2 separate regions of the Homo sapiens genome follow, and region 1 is linked to region 2. The links are chromatin loops, found by intact Hi-C in ENCODE. Cell type or tissue: body of pancreas. All regions are shown on one strand. Links, peaks and the distances in the headings refer to the core of each region. The heading gives the core; the rest is flanking DNA.

What was found. A loop is a pair of places that touch in the nucleus more often than their neighbours do. Peaks named below come from ENCODE experiments on the same cell type or tissue, not always from the same donor. Only the 100,000 strongest peaks of a DNase experiment are listed, where the experiment ranks them.
Region 1: a loop joins it to region 2, with 2.5 times the contacts of the local background. A loop is called at or near these places in 17 of 110 quality-filtered maps.

Annotation. Positions count from the first base shown.
Region 1 is chr10:63,642,190-63,647,572 of GRCh38, forward strand. LOC107984238 (a long non-coding RNA gene) reads right to left here. Exons shown (of 3, transcript XR_001747468.2): 3 at 3,136-3,201. Among named protein-coding and RNA genes, the nearest start is that of REEP3, 120 kb to the left of the region's middle. In body of pancreas, for the core only: no CTCF peak of the experiment used is centred there; no DNase peak of the experiment used is centred there; H3K27ac peaks cover 364 bases.
Region 2 is chr10:63,696,868-63,702,250 of GRCh38, forward strand. LOC107984238 (a long non-coding RNA gene) reads right to left here and starts at 3,492. Exons shown (of 3, transcript XR_001747468.2): 1 at 3,416-3,492; 2 at 1,221-1,348. In body of pancreas, for the core only: no CTCF peak of the experiment used is centred there; a DNase peak (open chromatin) is centred at 3,034; H3K27ac peaks cover 3,415 bases.

The sequences.
Region 1 (5,383 bases), core at 286-5,285, 55 kb before region 2:
CCTTCCTTCCTTCCTTCCTTCCTTCTTTCCCTCCTTCCCTCCCTCCTTCCTTCCTTCCTTTTTTTTTTTTGTCAGAGTTTCACTCTTGTTGCCCAGGCTGGAGTGCAATGGGGCAATCTTGGCTCACTGCAACCTCCGCCTCCCGGGTTCAAGCATTCTCCTGCCTCAGCCTCCTCAGTAGCTGGGATTACAGGCATGTGCCACCACGCCCAGCTAATTTTTTTTTTTATTTTTAGTAGAGACAGGGTTTCTCGGTGTTGGTCAGGCTGGTCTCGAACTCCCGACCTCAGGTGATCTGCCCGCCTCGGCCTCCCAAGGTGCTGGGATTACAGGCGTGAGCCACCATGCCCAGCCTATCTGGATTTCTATCATTTCCCCACATGGATTTCTACCACCAACAGGGGTAAGGTGTAGACACCAGCATCTGAACTCCTTTCTCTAATCTATCGTCTTATCTCTCCTATTCTCTCCCTAAACTGAAAATTTCCCTACACTTTCCTTTTTTAACTAGAAGGCTGTTCCTACATTGTCTCCTACTTCTGTGCAAGGTGGCATTTGCCCTTTCTCTTCCCTGGGGCCATAATGGTAGAATGGTGGCAGAGAAGCACAATTTATGGGAGGAATAAAAAACACATCATTCTGGATTTTTTAGATAGTTTTCATTATGCTATGATAAACAGTATCTAATGTTGCTGATAACATTACAGCACTTCCTTGTCTGTTACCTCCCTATCATCGTGTTACAACATGATGGTTGAGTTTCCAGAAAACAGACGCTGAGATGATGGAAATTTGCACACTAGAAGTTCCTGGGAGCGAGCGTTCTCAGGAACAGTGTCTATGAGGGAGGGAAAGAAACAAGACTGGGCAGAGGGAGTGGTAGGACTGTTATGTCAAAGGGCTCAGAAGGAGCTCTGGACTGAGATAGCCCATCTCAGAAGGAGCTCTGGACTGAGATCGTTTTCATATTTTCCCCAGATTGAGGCAAGAGGGCCTGCCCTTCATAGCCCTGCACTGGATATGGGCCTCTTACTGGGAAGGGCCTGTGACATTGGCCTTCAGCTGCAAGTAATTCTCTAGGAGGATTAAGCTGAGAACCCTTAGCTGAAAACCCCAGGTAGCTGGAGAATGAGTGTCGCAGTCCTGAAGGGGGACCTAGGGGACACAACACAGAATCCACTGTACATTACCAAAAGTGAAGTTAACTTCCTGCCTGTCATTGCATTTTATGCACGGGGACCCGGGGCTCAGGGAGATTAACTAATTAGATCAAGGTTCCAGATCAAATACCTGATGTATGTATTTTATGTCATTTGGCCTTCCAAATAATTTGATCAGGTGTAGCTTAATAACTTTCTTTTAAAGACAAGGCTACTGAGATTCAAAAAGCTTAAATGATTTCTGCAGGTCTTCAAGGCCAGCCAGTGGTGGAGGTAAGATCCATATCTGCCAATTGCACGTCTGTGCTTTTTGTATCTCACACACTGAGTTGATGTTGCCTAAATCGCTTGGATTAAATAAATTTTAGGACTGGAAGAGACCTCAGAAAACAGTGCAACCCACTTACTATTCAAAGAAATAAAGTAACTTGGTAAATTGTTCAAGGAAATGAGGCTGCTAATAACCTCTGTGCCTCAGTTTTCTTATCAGTTAAAATGGGATGAGCCACCCACCTACAGAGGGATTTTAAGACTCAAATGAGATGGCCGGGTGCGGTGGCTCACGCCTGTAATCCCAGCACTTTGGGAGGCCAAGTCGGGTGGAATCACGACGTCAGGAGTTCAAGACCAGCCTGGCGAAGATGGTGAAACCCCGCCTCTACTAAAAATACAAAAAATTAGCCAGGCGTGGTGGCGGGCGCCTGTAATCCCAGCTGCTCCTGAGGCTGAGGCAGAGAATTGCTTGAACCTGGAGGGACAGAGATTGTAGCACTGCACTCCAGCCTGGGTGACAGAGCAAGACTCTGTCGCAAAAAAAAAAAAAAAAAGACTCAAATGAGATAATAGATGCAACATAAACTTGAAACTTATTAAAATGGTACAGGATGGTCAGTATTTTGCCATTTAGATACGGAGTAAGAAGGACTTCCAACTGTTAACAACAGCAGTGTCAGGCTTGTACACTACAGTGTCACATTTTAAGTTTTGGGGGTGCTTGCACAGAAAATGTTTTTGACTTAATAAATGATTTTATTAAATTCAATTTCCTATGAAAGGTGAACAAGTTTCCATGGGATTTGTGGGGAACACAAAACTTGCTTTCTGAAAAGTTTGGATTAGCAGTTAGAGCCTAAGAGGCTTTTGCTGTGAATAATTCTGACTGATACTCAGAATTCATAATCACGTAACTTCCTATTCTCAGATAAATAAAATAACACAGCTCAGTCTGCTTTGGTGTAAAGGAAACACCGAAGTTCCTTCCTCTGAACTTTGGAACTGTTTGTGACATAAAAACAAAAGGTCCAAAATACTTTTGTCCTTTCCTTTGTCATGCAGGCTGAGTTCCTAAAACATCATAATTTAACAAAGTTAAAGTATTTGCTTTCTTTTTCTACCAACATCACAACTTCTGCTGTATTGAGTCCTTAGCACAGAGTTTGGGTTTTAAGAGAATCTACAGATTAGTTGTTTGGATGTTTCTCTTATGGAAAACTCATGAGTAAATTTATATTCCATGCTTTTAACATCACAAAATAGAAAGCTCTAGTCAATTTGTTGTTCATAACACCACCACCACTGCCACTATCTTTTCAAAGGATGAATTAGTCATCTTTGTTGCATGACAAATCACCCCAAACTTAAAACAATAATAATTCTCTTTCACAGTTTCTCTGGGTCAGGAGTATGGAGCAGTTTGGATGGGTGTTGTGGTTGGGGGTCTCTTGCGAGGTTGTAGTCAGATGTCAGCTGAAGCCTTTTGAATGCTTGACTGAGGCTGGAGGAACCACGGTCAAGGGGGCTCACTCACTTGGCTGTTAGGATGGTGCTGGCTGTTGGTGGAAGATCTCTGTTCCTTTCCACATGAATTCTCCAGGGCTGCTTGAGTGTCCCCAGAGTACCGCAACTGGCTTCACCCAGGGTGAGCAATCCAAGACAAGATGGAAGCTGCAATGCCCTTATGGGCTAGCCTTAGAAGCTACCCATTGGTAACTCTATTGGTAGTTCAGAGCAGCTCTCAGCCCTGATTCATTGAAGGAGGAGACTACACAAAGAGATAAATACAAGGAGATGAGGATCATTAGGGACTAACTTGAAGGAGGAGGAGTAGGCTGATGTGTGAATTTTACTCATTTCAGTGTTCATGAATCAAGTATGTACAGTGAGAGAGATCTGACAGCACTCCCTGCCTTCCCCCGAAGGAGGAGAAATGTCATGAAGCTAAGAGAGACTCAACATGGAAAATCCAAACCCTCCGAGGACATTTACATAGCATGCAGAGGGCTGAATGGTCCATCTGGGTGCCTCTTCATCCTCTGAAACCAGGCAGATCAACTCTCGGAATCCTGAGCCATGTTCCCAAATGGTTCTGTGATTTAAAGGCAAGTAGGCGCAGCCAGAAATAGGAAATACCATGTCCCATGCACTCGTGGGAGAAACTCTTCCCTCTTACTTCATATCTCAACTCTGCCAGAGTCATCATGCTATGAGTGTATCTTTTTTGGTTTCTTAGACAAAGTCTCACTCTGTCACCTGGGCCAGAGTGCAATGGTGCAATCATAGCTCACTGCAGCCTCGAACTCCTGGGCTCAAGTAATCCTCACACCTCAGCCTCCTGAGTAGCTGGGAATACAGATGCATGTCACTTAGCCTGGCTAATTTTTTTTTTTATTTTTTGTAGAGACAGGGTCTCGCTTTGTTGCCCAGGCTGATGTCAAACTCCTGGGCTCAAGCGATCCTCCCACCTCAGCCTCCCAAAGTGCTGGGATTACAGACATCAGATACCACGTCTGGCCCTAAAGGACTATTTAAAAACTACAGTAAAATTTTTTTATCCAGGTCAGTGGATAAATATAGAAGCCTACAAACGGCGGGTGGGGAGGGCAGGGGGAAAGCATATTCAGCAACTCTGAAGCATTCTCTGATTTGGATCATCTTTAGTAACAACTGTAATGACCTTTCTTGACACTCAAGGTGGGAAATACAAAATTCAGAGGGAAAAATGTAAAAGCAATCCTATAAATCATTTAGTGTGAATTTGGTTTAAATTTATTCAACGTCAGAGAAGTTTCATTATTAATATAGTCAAAAGAGTATGTCCTAGCTTCAGATCTTTTCTGTTTATAAAGAATATTCCTCATATTCCTATTTGTAAGAAAAATGTAATCTCAAATTGTATGCATAATCTTTCCAGATTCAACCATCAGTAACTTTTTTGGAATGCCCAATAAAGATCGAAATAAGAAAGGCCTGAGAAAATTATATTTTGCCAGAAACATTTAGGTTCCTCTCTCACTTACTATACATGTCATTTCCTCTGTAACATGGACATACTTGGTGAACTTTTCATGACTCATACAACTTTCTTCATGGTCAAGATGACCTGGTCCTACACCTCTCAAAGTAATAAGCATAAACTGATAAGACCCTTAGTCTTTTAAAAAAAGAATACACCATTTATGTTTGACTAAAGATGTACATTTATTATTATTTTTATGTGGCTTCTTTATTTGTCATGCATACTACGGATTGATTCCACCCTTAGCCCTCACCCCACCAATGGTTTCTATCACCTAGGGAATTGAGGTTTGACTTCTTTAAAAGGTTGATGCCCTGCAAAATGTATCCACATATGTCTTCTCACTATATACACTGCTAACTGTAGGGCAATAAAAATTATTATGAATATGTAATATGTAAACTATAATTAAATATACTTCAATTTTTCAAGATCACAGATTTGCATTACAAGTGATCACAACTAAACACAATATATCTAGATGCCCATTTACAAGTCCACATGACAGTACAAGTAAAAAGATGATGTAGACGTTGGTGGCATTCTGCTTAGGGTTCTTTGGTTCAAACTGGGAAGGAGGTGAATTCTCTCCAATACCCACACCTCAGGTGTTCAGTGACATGGTACTGTCTGCTGGCTTCCTGGGATACTGAACTGCCTGTTGAATGGAAAATTGAATGAAGAGAACTCCAAGGGTAGTTCATTAAAAAAAAATTTTTTTTTCCATAGGTTTTTGGGGAACAGGTGGTAATTGGTTCCATTAGTAAGTTATTTAGTGGTGATTTGCAAGATTTTGGTGCACCCATCACCTGAGCAGTATACGCTGAACCCGATTTGTAGTCTTTTATCCCTCACTCCCTTCTCACCCTTTCCCCCTGAGTCCCCAAAGTCTGTTGTGTTATTCTTATGCCTTTGCATCTTCATGGCT
Region 2 (5,383 bases), core at 118-5,117:
TGCATCTTTTCTACATGAAAGGAGGTGCTGGACTCCAATTGTGATGTGTGAAACAAGACAAGCTGTTAAAAACTCATAGAAATTGGCCGGGCGCAGTGGCTCACGCCTATAATCGTAGCACTCTGGGAGGCCGAGACGGGAAGATCACCTGAGGTCAGGAGTTCGACACCAGCCTGGCCAACATGGTGAAACCCTGTCTCTGCTAAAAATACAAAAATTAGCCTGATGTGGTCGAGTGCGTCTGTACTCCCAGTTCCTCGGGAGGCTGAGACAGGAGACTCGCTTGAACCCAGGAGGCAGAGGTTGCAGTGAGCTGAGATTGCACCCCAGCACCCCAGCCTGGGTGACAGAGCAAGACTCCGTCTCAAAACAAACAAACAAAAACTCATAGAAATCATCACCAGGTTGACTCCACTCCACTCCTTTCCACTTTTCCCCTTAAAAATGTCCAATAACCAGAAAACAAACAAATCGTTCTTTTGAAATTATTCTCCTTGGCCTTGTAGCTAATGGAAAAACTGAGCTTCAGAGAAATCTTGAAGGTAGCCAAGGAGAACTTAATTTAAGTCACAGTTATAAAATTTTAAGCTGAAAGAGTTCATAAGGATTACTTAGTCCGGTCTCCATGTTTTCAGGTGAGGAAACTGAGACTGGGAAAAGTGAATTGACCTGATTTAAAAAAATCACAAAGCCAGAACTTGATATTTTCAGTGCTGATGAGGGTACAATTTTTTTGTATTTCTAAGATGGAAGGTCCATGCTCCCTGAGTGCGGAGACCATCTTATCGCCTCTGCCTCAGCAACAATACCTCTGCCTTGGCCACAATACTTACTGCGGGCTTGGAGACATGTTGTAAATTGCACCAGTTTGTTGTCTCTCAGTTGCAAGTGATTAAAAGACAGACAAACAAACAACAACCTCAAGAAAAGCCCAGCAGACATTCATTTAAGGAAAAGGAAAAATGTAAATGGAGTAATTATGTAATTGAGAAATCTAGAAGGTTTGGTTTCAGGCATCCCACGGTCCAACAGCCCAAATAACATCAACAGAGCATGATTTCTCTGTCATGGATCTGTTCCACTCTCCTATTCTCGGATAGGTTCTTCCCTCATAGTTAAAAGATGGTTGCAAGCTGCTCTAGGCTCTGTATCCTCTAAGATTTAAGTCCAGTAAAAAAGAACCAATATCTCCTTCCCAGAAATCCCAGAAGTAGACTCACATCATCCTGTTGGCTCTGATTGAGACCGTGGTGCCATCCACAAAGCAATCACCGGGGCCAGGAGAAATGCGATACATTGATTGACTTCAGCCTGAGTCACATATAGTGAGAATGAGTACACAAATGATCTGAAAAAAGTTAATACACATATGTTATTTATGATTTGCTAACAAATACTTTTACAGCACTTATTCTGTCAGCTTGTTCTAAGAACTTTATAAATATTAACTCATTTAATCATCTTAACAACTCATTGAGATAGGTACTATTGTTATCCCCATTTTGGAAACGAGAAAACCAAGCCAAAGAGAGGTTATGCAATGTGCCCAAGGTCACACAGCTTGTAAGCAGCAGAGTAGCCACAATTCTAACACAGCCAGTCTTGCTCCTGAATACCTGCTTCTTCACTGCCTGAACCAAGTCATTTAATCCTCTCTCTTTCCATCTTCTTAACTACAACAGTTTACTAAAGCAGGGACTATGATTTTTCTTCTTGTGAGGAGGCTGGTTAACAGAAAGGGGAAGTGCTTTACGAAGGTGCACTGGCAGGGCCTGAGGTAAGGGGCTGATCTTGCTCTGCATGAGTAACAATTCATTCACCGTGTCCTGGGCTTCCTTTGCAAAGATGCTTTTTGGACCCCTCTTGTAGATGTGTTCATATGCACATCATATTGCTAATTCCTGAAATGGAGAAGATTTGCCAATAAACTTCTTGGAGATGGATAACTTCTTAAATGTCAAATGAAACACTGAGCCATTAAATTGTGCTGTTTAAAATGTCAGGGAAAACCATTAGTTTTGCAGATGGAGCTTCAGTGTGGTCTGGCTTCAGGCCTGTGAAATGACTCCTGTCTTGGAGAAGAATCCTTCTTTTCTTATTTTGAAATGTTGTTATCGTTTTGTCCAGAGAGTGGTTTAAGAAGCAGTGCTGGTCTCTGAGCCCAATGTAGCAATGGGGAAATAGTGTAATTCCTCCTGTCTCCTCCAAGGCGCTTCCACTCTATACTACCCTGCTCTTCCCAAAGTCTCCATGGACAGCTAGCAACTGTCCTGCTCTCTTCCTGGCTTCCTTCTTCCCCTCACCCCAGTTGCAAACCTCTGGGTCCTTCAGAATCCATTTCCAGTTGTGTTATTTTAAGCTGTTTTCCTGCACAGCACAGCAGAGGCTGGTAAAGTAGAAGTTATACTTCAAGAGAATATCAGAGCTGAGTGATTTTGAGGGGAACAGCCCTCAGGCAAGTACCAACGAATGACCAGTGCCAGTGGCGAGTTAGACCCTTGAGGCCTTGGGTCTATTTCTCCACACCTGTCACTTTCATCCAGGTATTGTCAGGTGATTAGGAGCCTGAAGCAAATCACCAAAAAGTAACCTGAAGTTTGAGTGCTACGTGTGGAAGTGGAGAGGAGAGGGTCTACTAACTTCCCTTGTAGAAGGAGAACTTGGAGAGGAGGAGTTAGCACTGCCTCTATGTGTTGGTGAAGCTCCAGCTTTATAAAGCACAATTTTAGTACAGTGAGCTCCTCCTCTTCCTCACTTCCTTGTTCATCATGACCCAGCTTGACCATCTCAGAATTGTTAGGTTGTAGGAGATGACCCCCAATATGTTTCTATATCTGAAATTATATGGTATGGCTTACCACATAATTTACAAAAAACAACATTAATTTGGGGGGAGATGGATAACTGTTTTGATAGCATAGGAGACCACTATCTTGGATCTCACCAAGACTCGATATGAGTATATTATTTTACAAATTCTAGATAGTCCCATTTATAAAGAACTCTGAATAGGGTGAGCAATGGGGCAGGGCATAGAGCCAAAAGCAGTGAACTGCTTGTCAAAAGGCTCAGTTTTTCCAACTCTAAAACCATCCAGCTGGGTAATGTTGAACAAATCAAAATCTTTCTTATCTTTTTTTCCCCTCTCTGGTGAAAAGAGGAAATAAACTAGATAATTTTTAAGATCTGCTTCCTGCTTGAAGAATCAAAGTTGTGTCTATGAAATCAGATTAAAACCATTAACAATTATTTTTTATGTCTGCAGTCTTAGAAAATTTAAATAAATATTTGTCCCTAGGTAACAGACAAGAAAACTGAGATACAGAGAGATTTATATGCCACCTAACATCAAAACCTAGAGCCCTTCTGAGAGATCATATTCCCTTGTACGATACTTGGTCAGTGAGTCACTAACCTCCATCACACAGGCCAGGCTGGCTCTTGCAGTCCCGGGAGTAACACAGTAATGTCAGTGGGTATGAATAGTTTGAGTCTCAGATCACTCAGCTGGGAGATGATATTTAGAACGATGGCTCAAAAACAATTCTGACCAAGCAAAGCATTAGTCAGCTTGGGAAAAACTTTATGGGTTGGGAAGAACTTCTCAGGGAGGGAGAAGTAACAGTATATTCTATTCATCCCAGGAGGACCATTGCCATAAATCCGTGAGGAAAGGATTTGTTTTGGACCTACACAGAGAAAAGGGAGGCAGTAAGGAAAAGCAAGCTGGATTGGGAGTTAGAAGACTATTTCTAGTTTAACTCTGCCAAATACTTAGCACAGGGCAAACTAGATACCCTTTCTGGCCTTCATTTCTTTATCTCTAAGATGGAAAGATAAGACTAGATGATCTCCAAACTTCTTTAAGCTCTGACATCTACTGGATTTCTTCCAAAAGCACAAACTGTTTCCTGTGCCACAGAGGTCATTCAGAGGCTTCTCCTTATTTTTCAAAATGAATCCTAAACAATTAGAGTGATTTCTCTTCTCATGGTTCCCGTCACCCCTCCTCTGTGTTCTCTTGAGCTTATGAATACCTCCCTATAAGTAGCCTCATCACAGCCTACTTTGTATTATAAAGAATATTATGTTTTCCTGTTGTGGGCTTTTGGCAAACAGTAACCAAGTAATTAATTTTAGGCTCTTCTAAAGCATGTAGTGAATGCTGCCTTCCCCTTTGTTTATTAGAATTGCATATTCAGGAAATTACAAGTCTATGATTGCTCAATATTTCAAGTATTACTGTTTCTCAGATTTTCAGTGCAAATGATTGAATAATTATTCCCTGTGTAACTTTCATGATACTATGCAAATACAGAACTCCTTTGCTTATGTGTACAATTATTGGTTCATAATTTTTTTATTAAGAGAGTAGCAATTTATATATGTATATGATTATGTGTTTGTATATATAAATATAGATATAGATATAGATATAGATATAGATATAGATATCTTTTTTCTCCTGTACCAGTATATATTTCCTTGGCTTCAATAATTGGCATTTTTTTTTTTTTGAGATGGAGTCTCGCACTGTCACCCAGGCTGGAGTGCAGTGGCACAATCTTGGCTCAATGCAACCTCTGCCTCCTGGGTTCAAGCAATTCTCCTGCCTCAGCCTCCCAAGGTAGCTGAGATTACAGGTGCCCACCACCACACCTGGCTAATTTTTGTATTTTTAGTAGAGACAAGGTTTCCCCATGTTGGCCAGGCTGGTCTTGAACTCCTGACATCAAGTGTTCCACCTGCCTTGGCCTCCCAAAGTGCTGGGATTACAGGTATGAGCCACCGCACCTCGCCGGCAATTTTTATATAATGTTTTTCATTTTTATGCTGGAGCCCACCTCACTTTTTCCAAGTCCTTCTTACATGTTGCTCATTATAAGGCCCTTATGAAGAATTTGAAAGTGGAAAGTGTTCTTCCAGGTCATCTCTGATCTAACCCCTTATTTTATGTTGAGAAAACAAAGGCCCAGAGAGTTTAAAATGTCACTGCCGGTCATAGCCAAGGGTGAGCTAGAACTGATGCGTCTCAATTTCCAGCCCAATGACTGTTTCTCTGCTATAGCACAGTAATATTTATGGACATATCACATAAAACATATCTATTTATATAAGTATAAGCATAAGAATATTTATGTTTGGTTTACATTCTCTTACAGAAAGGTAGAGAAATTCAGGTATATATTTTTTCTCTTGAATGTCTTAGAGATTTGCATCTTTATGAATATTATTCATTGGTTGAAGAAAACATTGCTAAGTAAGTAGAAGATATGTATCCTGTTTCTTTAGAAGCCTATTTCATGCTGTGCCAAGGGGATAGAGTACAAGTGCTGGTTAATAATTTATAGTATATATTCATCTCCATTCCTCTTTGACTAAA